Linked DNA regions of Mus musculus: region 1 is linked to region 2. Evidence: chromatin loops called from intact Hi-C (ENCODE). Cell type or tissue: heart. All regions are shown on one strand. Links, peaks and the distances in the headings refer to the core of each region. The heading gives the core; the rest is flanking DNA.

Region 1 (8,334 bases), core at 212-8,211, 290 kb before region 2:
TGCTGAAGAGCACTCACTCAGTTCTCCTAGAGGACCCCAGTTTGAGTCTCTGCACCCACACAGGAGCTCACAACTTCAATTTCCACGAATCCAACACTGTCTTTCTAGCCTTTGTGGGCGGCTAGCACACAACTGGTACTGACATTTGTGCAGGCAAAACGCCCATATAAATAAAACAACAGTGGTAAAATGGAAACTTAAGCTCCATCTCAAGGGTGGACACTGTTCTCATTGTCAGTTGTTTCTAGTCACTCTTTTCTCTTGAAAATGTGTGTGTGTGTGTGTGTGTGTGTGTGTGTGTGTGTGTGTGTGTGTGTGTGTGTGTGCAGCTGGAGTTACAGGCAGGCATAGTAATCTGCCTGACACAGGTGCTGGGACTCAAACCCAGATTCTCTGTAAGACCAGCATATGCCTTTGACTACTGAGCCCTGTCTCCAGCTCCCTGCTACGGCATTCTTCTCTTACTCTGAGAACAGGCATCCAGCACCCTCTGGACTTCCTGGTCTTCCATACATTCCCAGGGCAGCAGATGGGACTTTTCTGTGTCTGCTCCCATTTTCTCCTCAGCTCACCTGCTCACCTTATTTCACAGCCCTGTGCGTCTGCATTTCACTGTCCTCTTCCTCTCAAGTCTCACACCCTGCGAAGCTTTACTTAAAGTTTGTTTGTTTTTGCTTTTTGAGACAGAGTCTCTCTGTGTAGCCCTGGCTGTCTTGGAACTCTGTAGACCGGGATAACCTTGAACTCAGAGATCCACCTGCCTCTGTCTTCTGAATGCTAGGATTGAAGGCTTTCACAACCACCACCTGGCAGCTGTAAATTTCTTAATTTATTCATTTGGGGGTAAGGACACAAATGCCATGGTCCCAATGTGGAGATGAGAGGATAGTTTGGAGGAGGAGGTCTCTCCTCCTACAGTGTGGTCCTAAGGATCAAATGCAGCCTCAGGATTGCTAGCAAGTCCCTTCATAAGCTGAGCCATGTCACCACCATCACCTATCACATAGAGACTTTTTTGAGACAGGGTCTTAATGTAGCCTAGGCTGCCTGGAACTTAAGTGCAGCCTAGGCTAACCTCAAACATGAGGCCATCCTCCTATCTCAGCCTCCAGAGTACTCAGATTACAGCAGCGAGCTACCACATATGATTTAAGGAATGTTTTTACCAAGATTTTAAAAATAAAGTTGCCTCTGTAACAAACCCAGTTTGGCCTTCTTCCCTCCTGTAGGAGGAGGGAATGCTCTCCTAACCCGGAGCCAGGTGTGGGAGCTCATGTTTCTGTCCAGGTTCTTGGGTGGCGAAGGCAGGGGGATGAGGAGGTCTAAGTCATCCATGGCTACAAAGTGAGCTTAAGGCCAACCTAGTGCACAGGAGACCCTGTCTCAAAACTATGAAAGCAAAGTGGGGAGGGTGGGACCATAGTTCAGATGGTAGAGAGTGTACCTAGCATGCATGAAGTCCTGGGTTTGATCCTAAGCACTGTACCAAACAGGCATGCTGCCACGGGCCTATGCTCTCCGCATTTGGGAGGTAGAAGCAGAAGACTCAGAAGATGAGGGGCATCTGAGGCCAACTTGTGACTCAGGAGATTGGTGTCTTCATCAATATGATGGCATGGAGAATGTTTGTAGACTGGCTCCTCTATGGCTGGGTCAAGTCTGGGCACGGGGTCTCACACCCTCATATATATCCCAGAACTGGGGAGGCAGAAAGTCAGGAGTTCAAAGCCAGCCTTAGCTACATGCTACATTCAGGGCCATCCAGGGCTATAGAGTGAGAGGCTAACTTAAATAAATAAATAAATAAGTAAATAAATGCCAGAAGTTTCTCAGAGTTGAACAGGGTAGCATGTGCCTGTAGTACCAGCTGTTTGAGGAGCTAAGGGAGGAGAGTCCTTTCAGACCAGGAGTTGGGGACCAGCCTGAGCAATGGACTAAGACTGGTCTTTATGCTTCCTTTTTTTTCTTTCTCTTTTTGTTTTTTGTTTTTGTTTTGTTTTGTTTTTTTGTTTGTTTTGTTTTTCGAGACAGGGTTTCTCTGTGTAGCCCTGGCTGTCCTGGAACTAACTTTGTAGACCAGGCTGGCCTCAAACCTAGAAATCTGCCTGCCTCTGCCTCCCGAGTGCTGGGATCAAAGGCGTGCGCCGCTACGCCTGGCTAAGACTGGTTTTTAAAACAAAGTCAAGCCCAACCATTTTCTCGTGTGACAAAGTAGACACCAAAGTAGACACTCAGTGCCTATCACTGAGTTTAACCTCTATCCCTAGAAGCAAAACAAGGGAGAAATTAAACAGGCACACTCACAAACCAGCATAATCCACCAACTCTAACCAAAATATGAAGGTAAAAGAGACAGAAAGAAGAAAAGACTTCCCAAATAAGCTGACATAGCCATGTTCAAACATTGTCCCATGGTAACAATGACCCCTTGCTTTGGAGAGCGGCCTGGGCGGGGTGATCCTTGTGGCTGTCATCAAGGGAGGGTGGCTGCTTCTAACAAAAGCTGTTTCCTAAGGGACAGCCCAGCCTTAGGTAATTTGTTTCAAACAATGTCTCTCCACTCAGTGCAGTCTTCAGTGTTCTCATCCCAGAGTATCCCAGGCCTCAGCAAAGCAAAACAGCCCACAACTTGAACAATGCTTTAGTGGTGAGAGACAGAGCTTTTGTGTTTTCAGCCCTGCGTGAGTCATGTTTTGTGAGTTGTGGGAGATGTCTGGGAAGGAAAGGAGGGAGGGTCCTTCCACCGCCTCAGATTCCAGAGCACCCTCTTCTCACAGAAACCCATGTTCAAGGCCTTCCCCTCCCCCAAGCTCCAGTTGTGAAAGTAGAGATCAAGGGGACAGATGTAGTCTGGGAGATGGGGGGTGGCCACCACTCCCCTCCGCCACCAGCCCACCCCCTGGCTTCTCTGTGAACTCTCAGTCTCAGCTAGGGTTTGCAGGAGGAACTATTTTCTTTATTCCAACACTAACAACTTTCAGATATTAAAAAGAAACAAGGAGTGGGGTCTGGGAAGGCAGCTTGGTAGTTAAGAACACCGGCCACTGCTCCTCCCGAGGAGTCCTAGCACCAACACAGTGGCTCACGAGGGATCCTGTGCCACCTTCTGGCCTTTGTAGCCACCAAGAAAGCACGTGATGCACAGACATACAGGCAGGCAGAGCCCGCATGCACATAAAACATAAAGTTAAACTAAAGAGAAAAAATAATTTTTTAATTTTAAAGAATTGCCTCAAATAGATGAGGTTGCACATTCCTGCAATCCCAGCCCTGGGAAGCCTAAGACAGAGGAGCAAGGCTAGCCTGGGCTACATAGTGAGACCCTGACTCAACTAAGTATGCTGGCTCATGCCTGTAATCCCAGATTTGGGAGGTGGAAGCAGGAGGATCAGGAGTTCAAGGACAGCCTCAAGTACATAAAAAGGGCAAAAGGGGCAGGTACAACCTGCCTTCATGAGTGCTTACCTCAAACTCACATACAAACATACACAGACACACACAAAGCATGTACACACTCATCCACACACACACACACAAAGTATGCACACACTCATACACACACTCATACACACACACACACACTCATCCACACACACAAAGTATGCACACACTCATCCACACACACACACACTCATCCACACACAGAGCATGAACACACTCATACACACACACACACACACACACACACACAAATCACACACACTCTCATCCACACACAGAGCATGCACACACTCATACACACACTCACACACACACACACACACACACACACACACACACACACACACACAAATCATGCACTTGTGCTTTGGCCTGGCAAGCTGAGTTCAATCCCTGGGACCCACATGGTAGAGAGACTCAACTTCTGTAAGTTGTCCTCTGACATCAAATGAACGCTGGGTCAAGCTCACCTATCTCCCAACACACAGCTAAATGCAATAAAAACTTAAATAAAAATTTAAGAAGGAAAGTGACTAGTTGGCAATTAAAAAAATAAAATAAAGTATGTTTTTAAAATAAAATTAAGTTAGAATGCAAAGAAATGGGTCTCATGGTGGAACTGTCATACGTACATGTCATATGCTGTCCCCATTTGTTTCCTTTCCTCAATTAAACAGGGCACATGTCACACATACAAGTAACCTCAGCATTCCTGAGGCAGGGATCTGGAGGACTGAACTCAGGAGTTCAAAGCCAGCCTGAACTACACAGTGAATTTCAGGCCAGCCTTGGCTACATTGCATGACTCTTGTCTCAAGGAAAAAAACAAAAACAAATATCCCTTCTCAATTGCAGATTAAACAGGCATTTAAATGTAATAATGATCTCAGGGCTAGGGGAAGGGAAACATCTGTAAATTATATAATTAGGGAACTGGAAAAAGTGAATATAACCTATAAATAGAATTAAATTCTCTCAGTATGAAACTTCCTAAAAATAACCATTGTATGTGGTAATGGAAGATAATGTTTTGCTTTGCTTTGCTTGTGAGATAGGATCTCTATATACAGCCCTGGGCTGGCCTGAACTTTGCTAGACCAAGCTGGACTCAAACTCACAGAAATCCTGCCTGTGCTTCCCCAGTGCTGGGATTAAAAATGTACACTAGCAGACCTGTCCCAAACGGTTGTATGCACTTAGACACTACCAACCTCATACTAGCTTCGATCCCAGCTCTGGGGAGGATCCTGCCCTGCCGTGGAAGTAGCGTCCCTAGGTTACAGAGAGTAAAGAATCTCCAGAGAAGTACTATCCTTCCATCATTATATACAGATTTGGTCCCACTGCAAGAGGCACTCCGTCCGCTTTGTATGGTCCGCCTCGTTCTACGCAGCTACCAGCAGAGGGCGCTGCACACCCAGCTAACTGATGCAGCTGCACATCATGTGCAGACTTCAAGCTCTCCAGGGTAGAAACAGTTGGAATTGCTGAACACCCAGCTGAGAAGCTAGAAAGACTGCAGCAGGCCTCTATGGTGCCCAGTCATGACACTTCTCCATCTTTCCCTCTGGACCACAAGCTCAGAAATGTCTGACTTAACTTCTGCCTGTATTCTTACACAGCAGAGCTGAGCAAATATTAACAACTGTTGCTAATTTCTGGCAACCAACACAAGCCCATGCATGTATCCACCGGAACTAACCACTGGGGACAGAAGCGCTTCCCACCACAAGCCCCTCCCCTTACAGGCTCCTTTTCCATCCTGACCACTTCCTTCATGGTGATCCATACAGGATAGATCCTGGCAAAACTCATCCATGTGCACCTCTTAATCCACTCCCCAAGACCCGACCTGGAACAGGGTCTCAAGCCCCTCACCACTCATGACCCTGGGAGAGGCTTGCAAGTCCCTAGGTCCCGACAGACGGCCACTGGAACTCACACTCCAGCTGGCACCAGTGGCTGGAACCTCCACTGCTCCTCCTCACAGTCCAGGAAAAGGCGGTTCATGATCTTGTTCTTCTCCTCAGGGGGGATGAAGTTCTCAATGATGAGGTACCTGGGGGTGGGTACAAGGCAGAAATGGAGGGAGGGAGGGAGGGAGGGAGAGATCTCAGAGATCACAGAGGGAACGGGGGGGTGGGGGTGGAGGTAACAAGGGTGGAAGGGATGCCATTGCCACACAATAATGGAACTTGAAGACCACAGCTTCTAATGCAAAGACTGTGGGCCCAGGGCCCTAGGGGTTATTTTCCACTAGCACTCAGCAGACACTCTGACAGAGGGAGGTGGAGCCATCAAACCAGGCTGAGGAAGTAGAACAACTTAAGAGCTGGTCTAGCTCATGAGCTCCAGGTTCAGTGAGAGACCCAGTCTCCAAAATCATCATCGTCAATGTCAACCCATGGCCCCCATATTTGAATCACAGGTGTGCATATACATACACCTTAGACCCAAAACAAGAAGACGCACAAGCCTGCCTACATGTGCTAACCCAGTAACTGGGAAGCTGAGGCAGGAAGACAGCTGAGCCTCAAGACAGCTTGAGCTACAGAGTGGGAGGACCCTGTCTCAAACAAACAAACAAACAAACAAACAAACAAAAACCCAACCCAACCAGAAATGCAAACAAGGGGGGAAGAATGGACATGTGAGTGCTTAGTCAAAATATGGCTGTCCGAAGAGTCTCTTACAGAAGCCCTGAGGGATGGGGGAGACTGTGGGGACCCAGAACCAGAAGAGGAGCCAGCCCTACTTGAGCTTTAGTTCCCGGGTCTGCTCATTCTGCGCCTCCTCCAGGTCCTGCCGCACGCGGATGTACTCTTCGTGTTGGTCCTGGATCTCGGCCTTCACCGCCTGTAGCTTGGCATAGAGCTGTACATGCACAAGTGTGACTCAGCGGAGTTCAGTCAGGCACAAGTGTGACTCAGCAGAGTTCAGTCAGGCCCGTCACCCAGCCTGGGCTTCCTGCTCTGAACTCAGAATGGCTGCCTAGCCCTATGACTCCGTCAGGATGGGCTATCTCAAGGGCAGCCACTGTCCTCCCCGTGACTCAGTCCCTCCCACTCACTGGGACTCACCAATATCTCTCTCTCTCTCTCTCTGTATCATCAAGTGTTCAAACTGAAAGAGAACTGATGGAATGCATGCTAGCCTGACATTTTCTTTCTCCCTTTTAAAAAAAAATTATTTATTTATTTATTTTTAGTTATATGAGTATGCTGTAGCTGTCTTCAGACACACCAGTAGAGTGTGCATTGGATCCCATTACAGGTGGTTGTGAATCACCATGAGGGAATTGAACTCAGGACCTCTGGAAGAGCAGTCAGTGCTCTTAACCACTGAGCCATCTCTCCAGCCCGACATCCTCTTTCTACAGGTGAGGAAAATAAGATGTAGACTAACTAAAAGGTCATAAGGTCATAACTGAATAAAGAAAGAATAGAGCCAGGCCAGATGGTGGTGGCCCACACCTTTAGTCCCAGACCTTGGGAGGCAGAAGCAGGTGAGTATATTGAGTCCGAGGCCAGCCTTATCTACTGTGTGAATTCTAGGACAGCCAGGGCTACATGGAGAAACCAGTGCCAATTTGAAAAACCAAAAAATTAAATAAATATAGACAAACTAAAAAGGATGGAACCATGTCTCATTTTGGAGATCCACGGTTAGCGTTGGAGGTAGAATGAGTTGAGAAGGTAACCTACTCAAAAGTAAGGGCATGAGAGCCGGCAATGGCTTTCCCATTTCCCTCCTAACCGCTGAGTGCTGTACTAGTAACTGCTTTAAGGACTGGGCCTGGTCAGCTCGAAGTGGCCACAATAATAATCCTGGGGCCTCCCAGGGCTCGTTCCTGAGTCCACACTGGAACTTCCTACCCTAGGCCCATCTCAAGTCACAAATGTCCATGACTTCTGCAGGATCCGGGTGAGCAGATTCTTGTCCCTTGGTGTGGCGTGTAGGACCTTGTCTTCCTCCCTGGACGCAAGTTTCCATAGCCACACCGCATTCCCTGACCCAGCTACCAAAACTAGGATTCACTGGTGACTCCCAGTGTAGAGAAGTTAGCCAGGACCATGAGGATGACCACACAGTACACTGCAAGTGACACCCTGGCACCAGATGCCTGCCTCCTGGCTGTCTCCCCACCCCACAGTCCAAGCTCAGAGGTTGAACTTTGGGGAGGGGCCTTTGAGGCCCACCCTCTTAGGCAGCGGCCTGTTTACCCGCTGCGCATCTTACCTTCTTGAGTTTCTTGGTTTTAACTTCCACCTCCTGCTGCAGGGATGAGTAGGTACCACGTAGCTCCATGGTTTCTTCATCGCGGAGCAGCATCTCCTGCTGCATTTCCCGTTCACGGCGTTTCTAGGGCAAGGCAGAGCAAGGGGGTCACAAGGGAAAACCACGCCCACTGGGGAAGGCTACCGGAGCACACGGGCTGGCTCGATCTGCCTGTTGTAGCACCTGGCTTGTTCGTGGACACAGACCCATTTTTTTCAGACCCTGTGAATACAGCTTTTTCAGGTATGGGCCTGTGTGCATGGAGGCCCCAGCCCTAAGAGCCGGCATACCTTGGGGGCATTACCGGTAGCATCATAGTTGACTGGTAACTAACTTGATGACTTAGGAAACAGCCATACAGGCAATGAATCTGCAGGGGAATCTACCACTTCCTCTCACCCAAAGAGAGACCCCGAGCTGGTACACCCAGGGAAACCAAGCAAGGTAGTGCGGGTTTTGCATTATAATTCCCGGATTCCCAGTCCAACAGGGCTTACGCACCAGCCTATCCAACACATGACCCCAAGGCCGTATGCCTCAGAGAACCGGAAGCCAGCAGCCTTACCTGTTCCGCAATCTCCTGTCGCTTCAGTTCCAACATCTTCTGTTGCTCGT
Region 2 (8,334 bases), core at 284-8,283:
AAAACTTTATTTATTCAGTTGCACATGCATGCTTAAACACCACCAAATGCATCCTGGAGTTGGACCTGAGACGTGACATTCCTGAGCAGTAAATTCCTTGAATGAGTGCATTTTCTCCCCCTGTGGGTGTCTCCTTCTCAGCCATTATCTGTCTTCTTTTCATGCCTGTCAGGTGGTGGCCATGACTGTGCAGTTATAAAGGTCAGTGGTCCAGCAGAGAGGTCAGGCCCTGCAGAAGGCGTGCTGATGAAGCGTTACAATGCACACTGAATATGTTAACTCTCTACTTCACTCCCAGGGCAGGCTACAGTTGCTTCCTGTGTGGTATGGGGTTCACTCAGAACTCTAAGGTATGGACCACTCCAGCCAGGCGTCTCTGAACCACAGCCTACAGAGTAAACACCTCTAGCTCCCCATACCACTGAATTCTTCATTTGATTAGTTCAGTCCTCACCAAAATGAAAGAAAATGTTTTTCTCTCATTTTCATAAATGACATGGGAGATTTTTAGGCATTATTTATCATGTAGACAGTAAACCACACCATCCCGGCTGGCTTAGTTGGTAAAGTACTTGTTGGACCAGCACGAGAACTTGAGTTTGATTCCCAGAACCCATCTAAGGATGTGAGGGATGGAACAATGAGCCTGTAATTCCAGTGTTGGGAGGCAGAAACAAGCACATCCCTGTGGTTTACTTGCCAGCCAGCCTAGGCTAATCAGCTATCAAAGAACAGTAAAAGATGCCCTCTGAAGTAACAAAAGAAACAAACAAACAAAGCAATGTGGCTGGCACCTGAGGAACAACACTTGAGGTAGACCTCTTGCCTCCCATGTACACATAGGCATCCTTACAAAGAAAAATACCTATGAGCCTTGGTTCCTACCTCACCCGATATCAGTATACAAAGACTAATCAGATGATTCTGGACTTGATGGTAGAGAAGAGAGAGGAGAGAGGGGCCAGCAGGCAAGGTTGGCACAATCGAAATCCTAATCTTGAAAGTACACTGTAGTCCTGGGTGCAAGGAACTGCCTGGTCCAGGCCCTTACTTCAGCACCCTCCCTCCCTTAATGTTTGTTAATATTCATTGTTAAAGACAGAGTAGTAGATTCCAGAATGTCCCCTGTTAACTCTTTTCAGTACTCTCTTTTCTTCAAGATTCTATCTTTGAACTTCAAGGTTGGATCTATTTATATATATGTATATATGTGTATGTGTATATGTAGATAAAGCATAGTCATCTTTAGGACAACTGAATTAAAACTGGAAAAAAAAGAAAGAAAACAAACAGACTTGAACACTGAAGCAACCTCAAACATCTCTTTATTTTGATGATATATTTTTGTAAAGAAAATAAATAATCATATGATCAGGAATGTATATAACTAAATGAAATCAAGAAAAAAATGACAGTATGCATTTTAAAAGAATTATAAATTATCAGTGCTTGGAATGGGGCTAAGGAAAGTGCTGAAATATAAATAAAAGGAAATAATGTAGATTGTACCATTGTAAATGTTCACAAGTAGTTATGCTTTACATGAACAGGATTATTACGGATGAGTGTTAATGAGGTCAGAGCCTGGCCTTCCGGTCTTTGCCCTGTGAGTATGGAAAGAGATACGGCAACCATAGGTCACTAGTCAACGGACCCCCAAAACTCGTAAATTTGATGCAAAATGACCATCTAGACACTGTTCCACCTGGGGATCCATCCCATAAACAACCACTAAACCCAGACACTATTGCAGATGACAACAAGTTTTTGCTGACAGGAGCCTGATATAGCTGTCTCATGAGAGGCTCTGCTAGTGCCTGACAAATACAGAAGTGGATGCACACAGTCATCCATTGGACAGAGCACAGGGTCCTCAATGAAGGAGCTAGAGAAAGTACCCAAGGAGCTGAAGGGGTTTGCAGCCAGATAAGAGGAACAACAATATGAACTAATCAGTACCCCCAGGACTCTCTAGGACTAAGCCACCAACCAAAGAAAACACATGGTGGGACTTGTGTCTCTAGCTGCATACGTAGCAGACGATGGCCTAGTCAGCCATCAATGGGAGGAGAGGCCCTTGGTCTTGGGAAGGTTCTATGCCCCAGTATAGGGGGATGCCAGGGCCAGGAGTGGGTGGGTTGGGGGCAGGGGGAGGGAGAAGGGGATAGGGGATTTTCAGAGGGGAAACTAGGAAAGGGGACAACATTTAAAATATAAATAAAGAAAATATCTAGTAAAAAAAAAGTAGGCTTTGTTTTTCAGCTTCCTCTGCAGTTCCATGTGAAGATTGGTAAATCAGTTTTTACTTGTAGTATAATAAAACATAATTTGGATGGATATCTTGAAAAATATATGTATCAGTTTTTGAGATTATAATTATTCTATTTTCCCTTTCCTTACTCCAAACCCTGCTATGTATGCCCCTTGTTCTTTTTAGAATTAATGGATTGTTTTCCTTAGTTGGACACTCACAGGCACGTGCACACATGCACATAAGCCCAGGCATGTGCACACTCTCACATCTCTGTGCATCAGGCCTTTAATGAGAGCTTCTTTCTCTGACAGCTCTGGAACTATTGGTTTACTTGAGATTGCTTGCTCCTCTCTGACTGGGAGTCTCAGATGCACACCCCAGGATGCTAGCGTGGTACAGTCCATATCTGCAGATGGCCTTCATCCTCACTGCAAGCCTGTCCTAAAGGAAATGGGATTATGCTTCACCATGGGGATTTGGAATAGGAGCAACTTCCTGACTGATGGTTTCCTCCCATAGAATCTTTAAAATTAGAGTCGCTTCCTATTTTTCAATCAATCTTTCTTTCTTTCTTTCTTTCTTTCTTTCTTTCTTTCTTTCTTTCTTTCTTTCTTTCTTTCTTTCTTCCTTCCTTCCTTCCTTCCTTCCTTCCTTCCTTCCTTCTTTCTTTCCTTCTTTCTTTCTTTCTTTCTTTCTTTCTTTCTTTCTTTCTTTCTTTCTTTCTTTCTTTCTTTCACGGAATAAAAATACACAGGATAGATTTTTTTCAGGACTCTTTCTCCCCATGAGTGTATATGCTCGTGTTGTTAAGAGTGAAAGATCCTGACAGAATGTAAAAGGTCACAGAAGCCCTGAAATTGGCAAGATAGATGTCAGTGTTAGCAGGACTAGCTTCACTGATTTAGAAAAATAGAGGTGCACAATGCTCTGGCCACTCCTCGAACCTCTGTGTCTGCCAATGTTCTGACCATGTGTGTGCCCATTGCTGCACCTTCATTAGACTCTTTCCTTGTACCCCTCCCATACCCATTTCTTGAGAATAGACATTGTTTAGATCTGGAAATCCCCTACCCTCCCCCTTCTCCTTTCCCCCTTGAGGGCCTATAATAACTGGGACCTCTTTCCCCTCGAGGTCGACTCCTCTACCCCTGCATGGGATATGAGTCGTCCCCAGAGCTCTGGCTTTCCCCGAATAAAGCCTCATGTGGTTTGCAACAAGCTCGGTCTATCGTGAGTTCCTGGGTGTCCGCTATTGTCCTGAGGCCTGAGCGAGGGGCTCCTCTCAGAGTCTTTCAAGAGGAGACAGCTTATTACACATTCAAATTTCAAATTAGAGACAACTTAGAATACTTCAATTCTTTTCCGTAACAATTTAACAGACAGCAAATGCCTTGTTCTTATCTCTTAAAGGACCCAAAAGTGCTTTAGCAAACTAAAGAAATAACAAGAAATATGTTTATGGAACAATAAATTATTGTCCATAAATAATATTATTTTCTCATTAGCAGCTATTTGAGAGAAACCCTGAAGGACCCCAAACTGAATTTGAAAAGCAAGTCTTTGCAGTGCTTACTGAAGATTGACACTATGATGCTGACAAATGAAGAAAAATATCAAGTATTACTGCCATCTAGTGACCACTTTGGGTCACCGCCACCATTTGAGGCAGCCCTGAACCTCACTCAGCTCTCACCCCCAAGTTCTGTGAATGGTTAAGTTGCCCAGGAAGGGTTGAGAGTCAGTTCACTCTTCCTGCTTTAAAAGTCAATCAGAGGTTACCAATGAGAGCCAATGAGAGACTAGCAAACAGATGCTGGTGTTTAAGACCTTTCACTTTTCGTTTCCTAATTGAATTTCATCTTGGTGACAGAATGTGATCGGAGTGGTAAATCACTTGAGAGCTTATTGAGACTTCCTTTGGAAGTAAACGTGTGGTACGTTTTTGTTACAGTTCTGTGAGCACTTGATGAACATACTATTTTTCTTTTTTCTACTTGTGTGCTTGTTTAAATTTTCATCTTACACAGCAAGTTTAAGTATTAATTGGGTTGCTCCACTTTTTCATAAGCTATGTTTATTCCTGACATCGTTTTCTTCTGACCCAGATGATATAGACTTGTCCTCTCTAATTTTGATTCATCTCTTCTTATTGCACCGACACTTTTGCCCCTGTATTTAAAGTGATCGCCCCTGCCTTCAGGCCTTGTTTATCCACTACCAATTTCCCTACTATCGATTGTTTCAGGAAGGAATTTGTCTGGCCTCTGTCTCTCTGTTTCTGTCTAACTTGCACATGGGTGCACACACAAGTGAAGGCAGAGTCCATGTTGGGCTCCCTCCATTACTCCCAATTTTGCTTTTGACACGGGATCTCTCTGTAGGAGCTGAAGCTTGCCATTTTGACTAGACTGGCTGGCCAGAGAGCCCTTGGCATCCACTGTGTCTCTTCCCCCTGGGAACTGGGAATCAGTCATCATCACGGATGCAATGGTAAGCCCATGCCTGCTTTAAAAACTATCCTGCATTCTCTTGTCAGAAACTATATCTCAATAGTTTTGTTGCTTCCTCTTTGGTATTTAGCAAACAGAATATTTAGCGTTGTGTTACCGTTGGGTTTGACATTCCTGTTGTCTTATGCACCTCAGGTGGATCGTTCTTAGTTCCACATAGTATTCCACTCGTGTGTGTGTGTGTGTGTGTGTGTGTGTGTGTGTGTATTTTAAATAACTTGTTTTTATTTATGTGTCCCTGTGTGCATTTGCCACATGTGAGCACCTGTAACATGGAGTTCAGAGGAGGGTGTCAGGCTCCTCAGAGCTGGACTTAGTTGTGAGCCAGACATGTGGGTGCTGGGAACTGAGCTCAGGTCCTCTGGAAGAACAGCAAACATTCTTAACCGCTAAGCCATTTCTTCAGGCATATTATGACTTTTGAGTATGTGAAGTCTACTCATTCTCTTGTCAAGAGATACTTACTTCTTACTTCAAGTGAGGCTGGACACCACTCATCCATTCCTTGGTGTACTTTCATGTGAGAACTTCCCAAGAAATTTTCATTGATCTTCCCTAACATCATCTTGGAAGATAGGGCATGCACAAACACTGACAATTATAATATCTCAAAGTTTCAGTTTAAATTTGAAGTGGCAAGTTATGTCCTTTTCTCTTATAAATACTATCATTTTAAGATGCAATCACTCAACTATCTAGGCAGGGTGATGAGGGCTCCCACTAACAGGAAGAAACATGAAGACACACCTTCAGGGGAGTCTGAAATATTACATTCTCCCCTTTCCCCCTTAGACTCACGTTTCTGCACTTTGATCCTAATTCTTTTAAGCAATAATTGTATGTGTGTTTATTTGTGTGGCAGGAGGCCATGGGCATGCCACGACAATAATTGTATGTGTGTTTATTTGTGTGGCAGGAGGCCATGGGCACGCCACGACAATAATTGTATGTGTGTTTATTTGTGTGGCAGGTGGCCATGGGCACGCCACGACACTGCGAGGAGGTCAGAGAACCTTCGGGAGCCGCTTCTTCCTTTCTAGCATGTGGATCCTAGGTGTGCAGCTCTGGTGCCAGACATGCTGACAAGTGTGGTAACTTGCTGAACATCCCTCGCACCTTCTTAATGAATTATATTTTAACACTTGAAAATAGTTCCTCAGTCTTGTTATAGTTCTATAACAAGGTATAAATGAAAAAAATTAAAACCCCCTCCACTCTGCGGCAACCCAAAGTCCTGAATGTTCAAGCGTCTTAGCCTGGATTGAGTTCGGAGGATTATTGGTGCTACTATGTGTTAAATGAATTGAAAATTCTAGCTTGTTCATATAAAAGATGCACAGTCTGGGTATTTGATTTACAAGCTGTGAGCCTAGATTGGGCAGGTTTTGGAGCTTACATCCCAGTCACATGTCCCTTTTTCTTGCTGTTTCTCCTGGCCACATGCTCATGGTCAGTCTCCTTTCGTGGCAGCTCCCTCCTTCTTCAGTCTTCTGTTTTCTCTCACTCCTGTCTTTATTTGTAGCCCTGAGCCAGGTAACTGGAAAAAACCCACCTACCTCTATCTACTGCCAATCACAGGCTTTAGCTTTTTATTGACCGATTAACTTGAGGAGAGAGGTTACATAGCATCCCTTGATGTGAGAATCTCCTCATGGGGGCCACCAGATCTTGGGGTGTAAACTTTAGCATTTGAGTACAAGTAGCACCAGACCAACCCCCTACAACTATGAAACTGAGCAAAGCCATGCGGTTATTTTCATGAACATTTATTAGATATTAAAAATTTGGAAACATGTCAGGATGAAGTATATGTGAGCGGCCATTTGGACACCCATGTGGTCAGTGCTATGAAAAGGGGAGCATGGACCCATTTCACTTCTGCTGCTCCTAGGAACTCCTGTGTTTGCAAGACTGGTGGGTGGAAAGCACCCATCTCACTATGTTTTGTCAATGATTTGAGCTCATGATAAGGAACACTGTTAAAATGTAATGTGTCATGTGACTTGAAGTGCTTTGGAGAAAGCACCCTTTGGTTTCTGGGACCAATCATTGTGCAGATGCTGCAGCTTGTACTAGAGATTGACCCACTGCAAGAACAATTTAATGTCATAAAATTTCCGCCAACGATTAATATAATTAGGATTATTTTCCGTTTTACTATCAGCAAATATTTAGATGGTTTCTGGGGAATGCGCCACATAATTCCTGAGACAAAGAGCAAATGGAGAATTGCACCTGCTGTGCTTTGACTAGTGAGAAGACACACAGCCAGAGCGCACAGGGAGCCTCAGAGCAGCTCTGTCAGTGGCAACTTTGGATAGAGTGCCGCTGTTTCACGTCTTAGAGACGTTGCCACAAAGGCACAGCGTTAACTAACCCACCCACTGCACGTGACAACCTGAATTTTTAACTCACAAAGTCTTTGTTAGCTAAATGAAAAAGTCTTGGAAAAAAGCATGTGTATGTCTAAAACTGCAGTGAAAGCATCAACAGGGATTCTAGAAACGGGCAGGAAAAGGCTGTGCGAGAAGGGTCACGTGACAGCTCTGCCATTACAGCCATAATACAATAAATAAAAGGAAAGCTGAGTGGTCACAGTCTTTACTTATTCTGAAACAACAAAATGTAAAATGTGCTTTTTGTGAAACAGGAGTAAGAGAAGACATGGGATTTCATTGGACAGAAAGGTGTGAAGAGCTGGAGAGATGGCTTAGTAAGTAGTTTGTGTAGCTCTTGCAGAGAACCTGGGTTAGGTTTCTAGCACACACTGGGTGGTCCACAACTACCTTTAGCTTCCTGATTCAGATGCCTCTGGCCTCTACAGATAACTGCACTTGTGAGCTCTTCCTCCTATCCCCCACATACACAGAATTAAAAATGATAAGAACAAGTATTTAAAATGTGTGAGACAGTTACCCACGCCGTATGTGTGTGTTAGATGCTGGCTTAGCTTCCGAAGCCTGCAAAACTCCGAATAACTTCAGTAATTCTAGTGAGCGTCATAGCCAAATGTCTCATATTTATGAGAAAGGGAATCTATGTTTATTGTAAACAAATTAGAATATAATCCAGGGAAAAATAAACACAATTCACATTTATAAGTGACAGTATCTTATAAATCTTATAAAATTGTTACTATTTAAGATCATTATAATTGGCATAGAAATGTTTGAGACATAAAAGATATTTTAGATTATAGATTGTTGTGTGTAATATTAAAAATCAACCCACACTATTGCCTGCTAGGCACTGGCCAGTAATCTCAGTCTGTTCCCAGCCCTGTACCAAGACCGCATGTTTTCCTTTTGCCAAAGCCTGTCCCACCCAAGCTGGCTCTGCCTATCCAGAGCTCCGAAATCACTCTCCCCTCCCCACTGCTGGCTGCTGCCAAACACCCTCACACTCCCAAATTTCCGCAGCTAGTTGGGGGCGCACTCTTGCCAAGCTCCCCTGCACCCCTCCCCCCCAGCTCAGTTGAATCGCCTCAAAATGGAAAACACCAGACAATCTTAGTTTAGACTCAACAGATAACACAATTGCTGGCCGTGGAATCTAGCATCTTAAATTCAC

The links. Hi-C counts contacts between places; a loop is a spot of excess contacts. Peaks named below come from ENCODE experiments on the same cell type or tissue, not always from the same donor. Only the 100,000 strongest peaks of a DNase experiment are listed, where the experiment ranks them.
Region 1: a loop joins it to region 2, with 20 times the contacts of the local background. A loop is called at or near these places in 12 of 42 quality-filtered maps.

What each region holds. Positions count from the first base shown.
Region 1 is chr12:3,387,604-3,395,937 of GRCm38, reverse strand. Kif3c (kinesin family member 3C) reads right to left here. Exons shown (of 8, transcript NM_008445.2): 2 at 8,285-8,334; 3 at 7,681-7,803; 4 at 6,197-6,315; 5 at 5,384-5,500. Among named protein-coding and RNA genes, the nearest start is that of I920046F24Rik, 26 kb to the right of the region's middle. In heart, for the core only: no CTCF peak of the experiment used is centred there; a DNase peak (open chromatin) is centred at 4,837.
Region 2 is chr12:3,093,951-3,102,284 of GRCm38, reverse strand. No RefSeq gene overlaps it. Among named protein-coding and RNA genes, the nearest start is that of Rab10os, 140 kb to the left of the region's middle. In heart, for the core only: CTCF peaks have their summits at 3,709 and 3,928 (motif pointing left); no DNase peak of the experiment used is centred there.